2 separate regions of the Homo sapiens genome follow, and region 1 is linked to region 2. A link is a contact called in ENCODE Hi-C or POLR2A ChIA-PET data. All regions are on one chromosome and are shown on one strand. Each heading gives the region's core, a stretch centred on a gene start or an enhancer-like site at or near the end of the contact. The rest is flanking DNA. Distances are from core to core; before and after follow the strand shown. Region 1 overlaps LOC105378209 (a long non-coding RNA gene). Region 2 overlaps ARHGAP26 (Rho GTPase activating protein 26).

Region 1 (4,946 bases), core at 884-3,383, 490 kb after region 2:
TGAAAGAAAACGCAAAGAATGGAGGAACTCATCTAATTTGGTGGTGGTGGGGCAGTTACAAAAAGCCTTTTGGGATGAAGTGATCTTTAAGTTAAGACTTGAAGTTTACAGCGAAGTTGGCCACCCAAAGAGGAATAGAATGGAGAGAAGATCATTTTCATTCATTTACCCATGCATCATTCATTTATTTATTCAGCAATTACTTATTGCATACCTCCTGTTTTCAGGCACTTTTCTGGAAGGCAAAGAAAATCAGGTGAAAATTGCTATGCTCAGAGTTAAATTCCCAGTTCTTTTGATTATCTATTGCAAGTACTTTAAACTTAGCTTTAGAAAATAAAGGCTAATGTGGGTCATTCTCCTATCTTTCAGCACTAGTCATCCTTTATAGACAGTGGGGTACCAGGGAATGCCCAAGCAGACAACAAGGAAAGGGAGACAACCCAGCGCCTGACTTTTAAAGCGATCCTTTTTTTCTCAGGCCTTGGTGAAGTTATAGGCACCACCTGCCTTGGGAAACAGTGAAACTTTTACTGCAGTTCAACAGTATCGCACTTGTTGAAGCATGCAAATTTGAGAAGAATGAGGTTGTAGGGGCAGGTGGATGGAGGGGGTAGTTGAAAATAGTTTTTGTAAAAGGAGAAAAAGAACGGAGCCGGAATGTCTGTTCCCTTTAGGGGAGCCAACACACCTGCAGCACCTGATACAAGCGTGAACATATACAATAAACATGGCTCAGTGCTTGGTGGACACAGAACTGTGTGAGCTCTAGAGAACCTTGTGGGATTTACATTGTGACAGTTTGTTAAACGCTGGAGGCTGTAATAGCAGATAAAGAACTGGAGCTATAAAATGATTGTTTCACTTCATCTGTTAGGTTAGGCAACATGTGGAGGTCATTGTTTCAAACAATTGAACAAAATTTCAAAGTTTTGTCTTTGTTCATTAAAGAAAATGTATATGACAAATCAAAGGTGTGTTTTATGGATTGTAGATTTAGGGTGATATTAAGAGACTTTTAATTTGGAGAATTGGTTCTTTGCAAAATAAGAAGGACTGGATATAATACAACCAGCTGGATATGGTGCAGGTGTGCTTGATTCATCTTCAATGGGCGTCAGCAAAGTAGTGGCTAAGACCTTGAACTTGGAGTCAAGATGGGCCACCCTTTATTTGCTGTGAATGTTGGCAAAGCTATGTCTCATTTTCTTCATCCATGAGTTGAGAATAATAATGGTAACTCTTCCATGGTTCTGAGGATTAATTAACACAGGTAATATATGTGGTGCCTAGCACATGGTAAGTACATGTTATTAATATCCATTTCTAAGGCTCCTTGGTGACAGTTTCGACCATCCTAGATATTTTAGTGAAGCTACTGTATGTATATGGATATTTGTCTCTCTGGTTGATTTTTCTAACGTTGGTTAAAAATGTATCCAGAAGAAGAAATAAAAATAACAATCATCCTCCAGTTTTAAAAGCAGATGAGTTCTTGAGAAGAGGGCAAATGAGTCTGTATATGGAGCACAGGCCCAGCCACTTTTACATTTTATTTGTTTATTTTAAAAAAGACCACATTTCGCTTTGTTGCCCAGGCTGGAGTGCAGTGGTGCAATCACAGCTGACTGTAATCTTGAACTCCTGGGATCAAGCAGTCCTCTCACCTTGGCCTCCTGAATTATTGGGATTACAGGCATGAGCCAACATGTCTGGCTGACCCAGCTACTTTAGAGATCAATAGTGATCTCCCATCTGCTCCCCCACAGGCATAACCAACAATCTCATGCTGAGAACTGATGCTTCTCTCTGCCTTTGCACATTGTAAACATGGTGCATTTGCTGCATTTTCCTATGATCTTCTGCTAAACTCAGGCCTTTTATTTACAGACAAACGGTGCGACTTTTACACAGGCATCATGGGAGTAAGCCCAAGATATTTTCTCACACTTGATTCCAGGCATGTGGGGTTTGGTTTCTTGATCAAATATCTGTGTTTGCTCTGTTTACAAGTATCTGATGAGCAAAACCAACAGAGGTGCTCCAGACAGGCTGGCTGTGCTGATCCCTTGGAAAAGAATTAAACAAAACCCAGTCTTTGTGTGAGTACTGTCCTAGCGTGCTGACTGATCTATTTGCTGATTAAATTCTTAACCTGTACCTATTTGATGCTTACGTCAGTTTTGCGTCTTTGAACCCTAATTTTGCAGTGCTTTAGTGACCAATTTATTTTTTTCAGTAAACTGCATAAATGACTCATCAGCAGGAAATGTGAATAAATAGTCAACTTAACTGAAAATACAAATAAACATATCTTTCTTTTGTGAGGAGGATTTGCTTAAAGGGGAAAAAAACCTTGGGAGGATGGACTATAGTTCCTAAGAGGGCATAATCTTCTGCTTTTTCTGTGGGATTCTAGCCCCCTTTTCTGGGCAGGGATGGCATGAGCCCAGCTACTAAGGAGATATCTGTCCACATGACATTTATTAGTTTAGAAGTGGTAGCCTCTTCATCAGGAATTTAAGTAATTTTTAAAGAGTTACCTGATGAGTGCATACATGTATGTGTACGTGCATGTGTACGCGTGTGTGTGTGTGTGTGTGTGTGTGTGTGTGTGTTTTCTGGAATCCCTGTAAGTCATCTTTCTGGTCACTCATGTAGCCAGTGCTATGACCTCATATAATTGGAACTCTAATTCTACTGCCTACTAAACAGTCAATAATATTGAGCACTATTAAACATCTCATGAAAGAATAGCATTAGAATTAGCACCCAGATGGCATCATAACCATATGGGCACAATAATGTGGATATAAAGACATTTTCTTGATTACCATATCCACAGGACCTTTGATTCTGGAATTCTACATGGGATTCCTAATTTCCATGTAAATAGTTTTGTTAGCATGGCAATCACAGGCAGTCATTACAAGAACCTGTCTTGTATCTCTTAACTGAGATGAAAGAGAGGCAAAACGGAGGTGGTGATGAAAGCATTGCATAAAGAGTGACTTTCCATATTTCATGTCTGGATTAAATCCAAGTTTCAAAGTTCAGGAGGCCCCCTGAGCATGCTGGATACTTTCACTGATGACTCATGAGAGGTGTACATATTTTTCTCCCTTTGTTCAAGCGTGGTGACCAACTCCCTCTGCCCTCCCATTCTTATCTCCTTGTAAGTGCCCTAGGTGAGTATTTCCCCATCCTTCCCATCCTGTGATATGCCTGGGAACTTGCTGAGACACCACACTAGAAGAAAGGGTGAATCTCCCAGGGACTTTCACGCCATTATGACTTTTTCTATTTTTGTATGGAAAATATGAACCTCTAATGTTCTGATACTGGAAATCCAGAAGCTGGGCAAGTAACAGGTAAAATTCAAGGCAACATAGTATCCAGCCACAATGAAACTGAAAGAATATGGATAGGCTTGTACATGGTTTTGTTTTAAAGTAGTTCTAAATACTAAAGTTACAAATATTTTAAATTTACACATAAATACATAGAATTCTAATGATGGTTACAATCATTTAATAATAATACATCAAAAATTAGCAAAAGAGGAGAATCCAAGACCCTTCCTAAAAACCCTAAATAACTTCAATAAGAGCTAAAATATCAGGATACAATGTCTAAAACACCAGCTACACTCGATTAAGTTTCAGGGAAAAGCCAAAATAGACTCTTGTCTCTCTGACTCTGGGAATTCCAACTCAGGATGACCATGAAGAGATATGGGGACATTTTTAGGAGAGCCGTTTCAGCAGATCTTGTAGGTGAATGGGCAGACACATTAGCAATCTGGTATGAAATTCATCTTGGTTATCAGCCTGGAGTATTTCCACGTATTGATATCCTCTTTACTATCTTTCCAATTTTATTCTATTTAGTATTTATTATATGCATAGTTTTATTCTATTTAATATTTTCTTAATTTTTATTAGATTCAGATCTCTGGTTTTAAGACAATATTATTATATTACTTCTAATAATGATAGTAGTTAATACTTATTTAGTGTGGACTACCTTCTAGGCACAGTTCAAATTGCCATACAATTATTTTCTCTTTAATCCTCACAATACATTAATGAGATGGGTGTTACTATTATACACATTTTACCGATGTGAAAATGAAGGCGCTTAGAGGTGCTATAACTTGCCCAAGGTCACACAGCTGGTGTGGGGTGGCAGGATTTGATCAAAAGAAGTTTCTTCTCTAGCCAATGGATCAAACACATGCTCGGGGTCCAATCTCTACAGCCTCCCTGCACTCAGTGAGATGCTCACCAGTGGAGGGCAAGAGGCATTCTTATCTCACTGACCAAGTGTGGCTGGCCTCTCTCTGCTCACTGTACTCTGACGTTTCTTCTGTAACTCCTTTCACAGTGGTAATTAATGAGGAGTTGGGTGTTTATTGTCTATTTCCTCTACAAAATTATAAGCTTCTTGAGGGCAGGAACTATGCTTATTTGAATCATTGATGAATCCCCCCATTCCTAGCAGTGCCTCATACCTGACAGACATAAAGTACAAATTTTCTGAGTAAACAAATCTTCTTCTATAAAGAGTTATAATATTTGGGTGTCATTAATCTACACCACTAGAAATATTACCCAATGTAATGCCCATGTGACTAGGTAAATTTCTACCCCGCCTTAACTCTGCTCATCTTTAGGGAACAGGAGGCCTGACGTCAAAAGCTCCCCCTCGTGACCAAATCGACTGGGACTTGTTGGATCCAAGATGGCAGCTCACTTGACTTCTGAAGAACCTGGAACTTCATTATAATCAAATTTCCGTGCTAAATGACATTCCCGCGAGCACCATGACAGTTGACAATCACCATGACAATGACAGAAGAAACCATAAAATGACAAAAAGGAAGGCGGCAACTCTGGTTCTGAGTTTTCTGCCCATTTCCAGAAAAGATGTGAATATTCTTCTCT
Region 2 (4,680 bases), core at 641-3,140:
GAAATGAAGTCTGTTTACCTTAGGCATGCACTTGATTTTCATAAGGTGCTCCTTTGCTTCTCCTTTCTAGTATGAATGGGTACATGTATCTCCATTTTCTGGACTCAAATAGAGGCCATGCACGGTGGCTCATGCCTGTAATCCCAGCTCTTTGGGAGGCCAATGCGGGAGGATCACTTAAGGTCAAGAGTTCGCGACCAGCCTGGCCAACATGGCGAAACCCTGTCTCTACTAAAAAAATTGAAAAACTAGCTGAGTGTGGTGACGTGTGCCTGTAATCTCAGCTACCTGGGAGGCTGAAGCAGGAGAATGGCTTGAACCTGGGAGGCGGAGGTTGCAGTGAACAAACATTGTGTCACTACACTCCAGCCTGGGCAACAAAGCAAGACTCTATCTCAAAAAACAAACAAACAAACAAAAAACCAAAGAGTTCTGAAGCCATTCTTCACTTGAGAAGCATCACTGAGAATGCGTCATATGCCAGAACACCTCTCTCTTGGATCATTGCAAGAGAGTTAGGAAGGAATGAGAATGAGTCTGGCAGGAAGGATGCATTTTTAGAGATGAGGGCAAAACAGAAAATTACTCTGGTTCGAGTGTGTCATTTCTCTTTCTCATAATTTTTTGTTTCACTTTCAGTGCTGGGGACCAACAGGTCTCTTGATGTAGGGTTGTGGCCCCATACACCTTCTATTTCTGCTCAGGGAGTGGGCCTTAAATGTGTCTTTCCTGGGCCTTCATACAGTCCTCACTCTTTCCTTTGGTTTTTATTAACAAAAGGTGATTGTTTTCTTAGCTCTTTGGGGGTGACTCCTTCTCATCAGGTGTCACCATTTCTGATTTTTTTCCCTCTCCTTTCCTTAACATCCAACCAGGCAGTGCTTTGGTGTTTGTCAGATATAATGCTCTTCAGGTAATATCTTTCTTTAATTACTTTTCCCTTCTTTTTTTTTTTTAATTTCCCTGAAACAGACACACACACTGTTGCCTTGAACAATTGCTTCCTACCTCCCTCTCTCTGGGAACTGGATTAATTTTTTTGTCATTGCTTAATGGAAATGTCGACATTTCAATTTCTGCTGCATGTTCTACACAAAATTTAACTGGACAAGATAGGGAGAGAAGCTGGAGAAGGGAAAGTTCGTCATATGACATAAAAGCTTTTTTTTTTTTTTTCTTCCATAATGGCTTAGAGTGTGCCTTCCTTAAAAAGGGGGAAGCAGCTACTATGGCAACAGGTTCTATTTTCCTTAGGGGCTGTGGTGGCGCTGATAGAACTGGAGTCTGGAGAACATGAAACAATAGCCAGGAGCCCCAGGAGCCTGCAGCATGTTTTTTTTGTAGTAATTACTAGCCTTTTCCATGATTCAAAACTATGTGGTAAGTGGAACTGGGTAGGTTGGTGGTGGTTTTGTTTCTGAGTGATATAGACAGCAGGACCGTGAGTAAGGGACCCTCTCTACATCTCACAGAGAACCCGTACAGTGCGCGCCTGGCTGGGGAGACTGCTCTGCTCCAGCCCAGATATCCCTCCCTCTTCTCTTCACTTCCTGCCTTCCAGGCCTGGGGCTCCCTCCTGATAAACTTCAGTCTGTTCCACTAGCAAGTACCAGAGTGTGAGTCTCCCCTGGCAGGTCTTCCTAGAAATGCCACCTCCATTTCTTTCAGAGGTTTCCCTTCATTAAAGACCTCAGTGTCGGCCCCAAACATGCAGAAAAGGGGTGCTTGTTTGACTCTCCTAGAACAAGTTCTTATCAGAGGCAATCTTTTTCCTCCCCTAACTCAGAATGCTGATCCTCATAAAGCTTGAGCAACAGTGCTTGGTTCTGCTAATCACTGCTGGACCCATGCCGGTCACACAATTAAAAGTTGGCGTTTGGGACTTTGTGGCCTGGTTACACCCCTGTGCCTGTTGCGTCGCCCATCCGGGCTCTAGGGAGACAGAGACTCTTTCATTGCACAGCTCATGAAATACCAGAGGAGAAAGCTTGCTTTCTTACCAAAGCATTCTTCACTAATAACGTTCTCTGCATATACTCCAATCCTGCCTCTTTGAAACTTCTGTTTAAATTAGTTCTCCTCCTCCTTCTCCTTATCATTGTGCTTTGTACAGCCCTTGATAATTTTCAGTACTTTTTTCACCTCCCTTGCTTGCTTTGTCCTTACAGCATCCCAGTGCCTCTATGAAATAGACCAGGGAAGAGGCAGCACAATCCATTTTTGGTCTCTGTGGTAGCCACAAACGTTTATATAATGCCTCCCAAGTGCCATGGTGGAGTCTGGTGGAGTCTGCCCAGCTTCACAGGGGGGATCTGACATCTCCCAACTATTTTTCTTCCCCATGAAAATTTGTGAAAGATATATGGATTATAAACACAAGGATACCTTAATAGGTGTAGAGCTTTATTAAATTTTTAAAATGTAGAACTAAGGTGCCATCCTTGCCTGGTATGTCGTCTTCTTTACCTGTTCTTTTGATTTGCTTTGCTGCAGACTAATTGTGCCTGGGACCTTAAAAGTCACTGGATCAGTAGACATGGGAAAAAGTTCAATATCATTACTCTTCAAAGAAATGAAACTTTTAAAAGTCAGGAAACAACAGATGCTGGAGAGGATGTGGAGAAATAGGAACGATTTTACACTGTTGGTGGGAGTGTAAATTAGTTCAACCATTGTGGAAGACAGTGTGGCAATTCTTCAAGGATCCAGAGCTAGAAATACCATCTGACCCAGCAATCCCATTACTGGGTATATACCCAAAGGATTATAAATCATTCTACTGTAAAGACACATGCACACGTATGTTTATTGCAGCACTGTTCACAATAGCAAAGACTTGGAACCAACCCAAATGCCCATGAATGTTAGACTGGATAAAAAAAAAAATGTGGCACATATACACCATGGAATACTATGAAGCCATAAAAAAGAATAAGTTCATGTCCTTTGCAGGGACATGGATGAAGCTGGAAACCATTCTCAGCAAACTAAGAGAAGGAACAGAAAACCAAACACTGCATGTTCTCACTCGTAAGTGGGAGTTGAACAGTGAGAACATATGGGCACAGGGAGGGGCACAGCATACACCGGGACCTAACAGGGGGTAGGGGGAAGAGGAGGATAACCTTGGGAGAAATACCTAATGTAGATGACGGGTTGATGGGTGCAGCAAACGACCATGGCACATGTATACCTATGTAACCAGCACATTCTGCACGTGTATCCCAGAACTTAAAGTATAATAAAAATATATATATATACACACAATGGAATATTATTCAACCTTAGAAAAGGAGATCCTGCTATTTGTTACAACATGGATAGACCTAGAGAAAAAAAAAAAGAGAGAAATGAAACTTAAGATAAAAGCTTTCAAAATAGCAATACCTTATTTTGGTGCTAGTGAAAGCACCAAAAGGAAAAATAAAGGTCCTAGGGAAATGGGCATATTAAAATTTTCTAGGTGGGAATGTAAATTGACATAGATCTCATGGGTGACAGTTTGGTAATATCTATTAAAAATATTTATGCTGGCTAGGCACAGTGACTCACGCCTGTAATCCCAGCACTCTGGGAAGCCGAAGCAGGTGGATCATTTGAGGTCAGGAGTTTGAGACCAGCCTGACCAACATGGTGAAACCCCATCTCTACTAAAAATACAAAAATTACCCTGCAGGTAGTGGCACGCACCTGTAATCCCAGCTACCTGGGAGACAGAGGCAGGAGAATCGCTTGAGCCTGGGAGGCTGAGGTTGCAGTGAGCCGAGATCACACCACTGCACTCCAGTCTGGGCGAGAGAGTGAGAACCTGTCTCAAAAAAACAAAACAAAACAAAAAAAGTATGCCCTTTCATCCAGAAATTCTATTTCTATGAATTTATTCTAGGGAAAGAAAGATATATGCACATATTTGTGTACATAGAGATTCACTGCAATATTAGTGGAAACAATAAAATATTGGAAACAATCTGACTGTCCAATAACGGGAGATTTCTAAATTATCGAATACCCATACAGTGAAACACTGTGCCACCATAACAATGTTGAGTGAGACAATGAATGGTACTTGAAAAGTTCATAGTAATGCAGTAAAAAACAAGTTATAAAACTAGGTGTCTGCAGTATGATTCCAACTTGATTTGAAATATGAGTGTGTGTGTGTCTGAAAAAAACATGGAATGTGACACGTATACCTTAAAACATTGAATAACATTTAGTTATTTCTGGATGGTAGAATCACTGGTGATTTTTATTTTCTTTGTGCTTTGTATCAGTTATTCCACAGTAAATACTTTCATTTATCAGAAAATAAAAGAGAAAACATGTATCTTTTTTTCCCCCTAACGATAGCACTGAAAGAAAGAGTAAAGGGTAAGCTATTTAAAAATAGGCCTAATCGGCTGGGTGTGGTGGCTCATGCCTATAATCCCAGCACTTTGGGAGGCCAAGGTGGGCGGATCACCTGAGGTCGGGAGTTTGAGACCAGCTTGACCAACATGGAGAAACCCTGTCTCTACTAAAAATACAAAAAATTAGCTAGGCATGGTGGCACATGATTGTAATCCTAGCTACTCAGGAGGCTGAGGCAGGAGAATCGCTTGAACCCGGGAGGCGGAGGTTGTGTGAGCCAAGATTGCGCCATTGCACTCCAGCCTGGGCAACAAGAGCGAAGCTCCATCT

What was found. A loop is a pair of places that touch in the nucleus more often than their neighbours do. ChIA-PET counts read pairs that join two places held with the same protein, here RNA polymerase II (POLR2A). Pooled maps may share reads with other maps.
Region 1: a pooled map shows a loop between it and region 2 (1.9-fold over the local background). The contact joins two enhancer-like sites. A Hi-C loop is called at or near these places in 1 of 37 single-sample maps with no recorded cell type and 8 of 50 pooled maps. POLR2A ChIA-PET finds 5 or more read pairs at or near these places in 1 of 52 experiments (activated B cell).

Annotation. Positions count from the first base shown.
Region 1 is chr5:143,593,343-143,598,288 of GRCh38, forward strand. It overlaps LOC105378209 (a long non-coding RNA gene), which reads left to right. Exons shown (of 4, transcript XR_944375.1): 4 at 4,676-4,946. Among named protein-coding and RNA genes, the nearest start is that of MIR5197, 84 kb to the right of the region's middle. RefSeq lists enhancers at 1,899-3,098, 2,862-3,156, 2,977-3,121 and a cis regulatory region at 3,043-3,056. Within about 2 kb of position 2,134, at least 9 of the 41 ENCODE cell types and tissues checked have a DNase peak (open chromatin) inside an H3K27ac peak, as active enhancers do.
Region 2 is chr5:143,100,696-143,105,375 of GRCh38, forward strand. All of the region lies in intron 17 of ARHGAP26 (Rho GTPase activating protein 26), which reads left to right. Among named protein-coding and RNA genes, the nearest start is that of ARHGAP26-IT1, 89 kb to the right of the region's middle. Within about 2 kb of position 1,891, at least 3 of the 41 ENCODE cell types and tissues checked have a DNase peak (open chromatin) inside an H3K27ac peak, as active enhancers do.